Linked DNA regions of Mus musculus: region 1 is linked to region 2. The links are chromatin loops, found by intact Hi-C in ENCODE. Cell type or tissue: left cerebral cortex. All regions are shown on one strand.

The links. A loop is a pair of places that touch in the nucleus more often than their neighbours do. Peaks named below come from ENCODE experiments on the same cell type or tissue, not always from the same donor. Only the 100,000 strongest peaks of a DNase experiment are listed, where the experiment ranks them.
Region 1: it touches region 2 in a loop (7-fold over the local background); 5 of 42 quality-filtered maps call a loop at or near these places.

The regions. Positions count from the first base shown.
Region 1 is chr6:46,869,269-46,871,768 of GRCm38, forward strand. All of the region lies in intron 15 of Cntnap2 (contactin associated protein-like 2), which reads left to right. Among named protein-coding and RNA genes, the nearest start is that of Gm38801, 87 kb to the right of the region's middle. In left cerebral cortex, no CTCF peak of the experiment used is centred here; a DNase peak (open chromatin) is centred at 1,210.
Region 2 is chr6:46,957,734-46,960,233 of GRCm38, forward strand. All of the region lies in intron 15 of Cntnap2 (contactin associated protein-like 2), which reads left to right. It overlaps Gm38801 (a long non-coding RNA gene), which reads right to left and starts at 100. Exons shown (of 3, transcript XR_869031.2): 1 at 1-100. In left cerebral cortex, no CTCF peak of the experiment used is centred here; no DNase peak of the experiment used is centred here.

The DNA of each region.
Region 1 (2,500 bases), 88 kb before region 2:
GCATTTGATTTATATTCACAACTATTTTTAACTTCCACAAGCTTTTTGCATATTATTCATCTAAACTAAATGAAAACTTTGATTCTTTTGTACTCTGGAAATCCCTTGAATCTGATGATTATCTTCAAATTAAAGATTAAAACAAAACTGTTTGGCTAAGTTTTTATACTTTTTCTGGCAATTCTAAATTAAGATGCACTTGAAATATTGAATTTATAGAACCCATTGTTTAATCTAAATTAGATTAACCCTCCTGGCTCCTCACAGATCCAAGTGAGCATCCCATGCTTTTGTTTATCCATGACTCAAGGTTATTACTGACAAAATTACAATTAGTCAGTACGTCAAACCTATTGTTTAGGTGCAAAGCTGTGAGCTATAAACCACCTCACTCTGGTGTAATTAAAACTATGTTCCAGTTCACCTACTTTAAGATGCCTACTTGGCTCTACATAAAGCTTCCTTTCACAGTCCTAACTACATGCAGACCTCGAAATCTTGAAACTTTATGGAAACAAACTTTATGGAGAGCCATAAACTTTTCTGAGATTCTTTAGAAGCAATCTTATCATCATCAGGATTAGAAATAAAATATAGTAAGTCACAGGAATAGTGGAGAACTTCTATAGTCACAGCTCTCCAAAGGCTGAGCACAGGGAATCATCAGTTCACTGGGGACTAGCCTGGGCTACATAGCAAGGCTCTGCTCTGAAAGAGAACTATCATTAAATCATAAGATACTTATAATGTTCTTTAAAATAAAACCTAATTCAAAATTCAGAAAAGCTATATGCATAAGAAATAATGCATTTGCATTTGTACCCACCCACTGCCTTGCCAAACTACTATAAAGAATGAACGTTTAGGGAGCAAAGGGATGGCTCATCAATTAAGAGCTCTGGCCACTTTTCTAAGGGTCCAGAAATCAATATTCAGCACCCATGTAGTGGCTTATGATCTCCCTTAATTGTAGTCCCAGGGGATCTGACTCTCTCTTCTGGCCACCTTGGGTACCTACATATATGTTAGGCACACAAACTCATGCAGAAAAATGAAAAAAAAAAGTTAAAGAATGAATAGTAAGTCCCAAAGTAAGAAGAAAGAAAACTGTTTTAGTTGTATCAGGGGTCAGTTGTTTTAAAGTTAATGAATGTCTGCAGAGTGCTGCTTGCAAAGTTGGGTACTAAACCAAAACAAGAGTCTCTCTGTCCCACAGTATGACTAGAAAAGGAGCCAACCAAAGAAGTATCACTGGGTTTTTATGAAGGAATGTCCTCTTCCCATTAAGATTCTAGCCCTGTCTCTTCCATGCAGGGTTTTCTGAACTCACTTGGAAAGAAGACAAAGAGGAGGCTCAACAATGTTTTCTGTAATCCCTTTGTCTAGTACACTAAGTATTCCTTAATTCAATTTTAGTAGATTACCCTAATCAATTTTTATGGTATTTAAACCTGCAAGAATTTATTTTTTTATGCTGAATTGGATGCAAATTTTAAGACTTGTGCCTAAAATATGGTCTTTAATTTAATGGAAATGAGATCGATGTATCTGTTCTGGTTTTTTCCACTGGTATTCTGAGAGAATAAGATAATGAATTTGAGAAACCATGATTGCTGTGTGATAGCTCCATTTTCCTCTCTTGGTTTGGCCAAAGATATAAAGGTAGCCTGAGACATCTTCACCTAAAACAAAAGGAAATGTAAGAAGAATGGAGGGAAGAAGGAAGTAAGTAAATGTTTGAAAAATATTGTGTGTTGTTACATAACATCGAGAAACTGAATTTGTGAAAAAAAAAAAAAAAGAACCATGCATACATGTTAAAGCTTGAAACACTCTGATCTTTATGGATCTTTATTATGTAAATGAATTTCTTCTTTTCTTATACCTTTTTTTTCCATTTTTTATTAGGTATTTAGCTCATTTACATTTCCAATGCTATACCAAAAGTCCCCCATACCCACCCACCCCCACTCCCCTACCCACCCACTCCCCCATTTTGGCCCTGGCGTTCCCCTATACTGGGGCATATAAAGTTTGCGTGTCCAATGGGCCTTTTAAAGTGACAAAAATTTCCTCTTAACTCTTCATATTACATAAGGAAAATCCATCTCTCATTGTTTAAATATTGTGACCAGTCGCACGTACTGAAATTATGTTTGTGTCTTCTTGACAAAAAAAGGGGGGGTGGCAATTTGGTTGACTTGTGCTGATGATCCCAACAAGAAACCATTTGAATTTTTTTATGTCAGCAAGAAATCAAGCCAAACTTCAAGGTGGCTTCTATAATAAAGCTGATGTTAATGTTACTCTTTTGGGGTGTGCAAGACAAGAAGCCAAAAATCTCACATTTGACTTTCAGTGACCAAATTACATCTGATACTTACAATTTCTTGGTGAGTGCAAGCCTTAATATGATTCAACAGGTTAGGGAGCTATACGACAGTTAATTTTTTGAAGTTCAACAAAAGACAAACAATTGAACTTTTGGGATAGCATTTGA
Region 2 (2,500 bases):
TCTCAGAACATTTCATAGGCCATAAATGGCAGCTCTTCCCATTTTGAGAAGCACCTAGGAAAAAAAATTCAAAATGCTCTATCAGAGTTTTGCCCAACTTTTTTATACTGATTGTCTAGAATTTTCTTGGCTGGGCCACCTTGGGCTCAAACTTAGTGGACAGCCCCATGGTCCCCAGAGGAGGTAACACTTCCAGGTACTCTAACATGCCCAGGATCTTGGGATCCCAGGAACTTGAATAAACCAAGATCTCAGGGTCTCAGAGGAAGCTTGACTGCCAAGAACTCTGACACACCCAGAATCTCAGGATCACAGGATCCCTGAATCACAGGATCACAGAGAAAGTTGGACTCTAAGGAGTTCTGATTCAATCTGGATTACAGGAAAGACAGGCTCCAATCAGATGTATCAAGGGCAGGGAGCATTTGAGATAATAAGATGGTGGGAGGCAAGCATAAGAACAGAAGCAACAGAAACCAAGGTTACTTGGCATCATCAGAACCCAACTCTCCTACCATAGCAAGTCCTGGATACACCATCACACCCAAAAAAGCAAGATATGGATCTAAAATCTTCTCATGATGATGATGGAGGACTATAAGAAGGACCTAAATAACTCCCTTAAAGAAATACAGGAGAACACAGGTAAACGGGTAGAAGCGCTTAAAGAGGAAACACAAAGTCCCTTAAAGAATTACAGGAAAACACATCCAAACAGGTGAAAGAATTTAACAAAACCATCCAGGATCTAAAAAATGGAAGTAGAAACTATAAAGAAATCACAAAGGGAGACAACTCTGGAGATAGAAAACAAAGGCAGGAGCAATTGATGCAAGCATCAGCAACAGAATACAAGAGATGGAAGAGAGAATCTCAGGTGCTGAAGATACCATAGAAAACATTGACACAACAATCAAAGAAAATGCGAAATGCAAAAAGATACTAACCCAAAACATCCAGGAAATCCAGGACACAAATGAGAAGACCAAACTTAAGGATAATAGGTATAGACAAGAAGGAAGATTTCCAACTTAAAGGGCCAGTAAATATCTTCAACAAAATTATAGAAGAAAACTTCCCCAACCTAAAGAAAGAGATGACCATGAACATACAAGAAGCCTACAAAACTCCAAGTAGTTTGGACCAGAAAATAATAATCAAAAAACCAAATGCACTAAACAAAGAAAGAATATTAAAAACAGTAAGGAAAAAAGGTCAAGTAATATATAAAGGCAGACTTATCAGAATTACACCTGACTTCTCCCCAGAGACTGTGAAAGCTAGAAGATCCTGGGCAGATGTCATACAGACCCAAAGAGAGCACAAATGCCAGCCCAGGCTTCTATACCCAACAAAATTCTCAATTACCATAGATGGAGAAACCAAAGTATTCCATGACAAAACCAAATTTACACAGTATCTTTCCACAAATCCAGTCCTTCAAATGATAATAAAGGGAAAACTCCAACAAAAGGAGGGAAACTACACTCTACAAAAAGCAAGAAAGTAATCTTTCAACAAACTTAAGATAGCCACATGAACAGAATTCCAACTCTAACAACAAAAATAACAGGAAACAACAATGACTTTTCCTTAATATCTCTTAATATCAATGGACTCAATTACCCCAATAAAAAGACTAACAGACTGATTACATAAATAGAATTTTCTTTTTCTCTAGATATAACGCTATAGCTTCCAAGACTGAATAAGGCAGCATAGTCATACTGACTGATTGAATGATTTCATCAATAAAAGTATCACCTGGCTAATTGCATCTCATTATAATTAGCCTAAAATAGAAAATAAACAAGTGTCTTTATAGGTGTTTGAATTTGTTGCACACATACAAGCTCCCAATTAGTTGGTATACATTGTAATTTACTTAAAAATAAAATTCAACATGCTGTAGGTGATTTATTCTGACTTCTTTTTCTTCCAAATTTTATTACCAAAATAAATTCCTTCACATATAAAACCTAAGATTACATCAGAGAGTCTTATATTCTTTGTCTAAAAACAGTGAATGCATTGAAATCTAGATTTCAAAATTTATTTGTTCTCTGTCACATTTGTTTAAGTTTCCAAAGGGAAACAATAGCTTTATTCAGCAGGTGTCAATTTACAGGAAACCTTAGAGAGCCAATTGCTCCCAGTGACTGGCTGGCGTTCTCTATGCTTTGAATATTTCTCACTAAGTACTTGTTATCTTCTTCACCCATTTCTAGGTTTCTTTCCATAATTATGGGATTGAGTTACATGTCACTCTTCCTTGAGCTAAAATGGGGTTATGGCCAGGTGACTTGCTTTGGTCTATGATGCAGAAGCAGAAATAGCACATGTCTCTCTGGACCTAAAGCCTTTAGGATACACTTTACCAAGTTTCCTTTGCATCTGTCATCACTGAGATTCTGTCAGCCCCACCCTGTACTCAGACTGAGCATGTAAAAACAGCAGAGGCTGTACTGCAGTAGACATGGAGCAGTCTCAAGAAACAAGC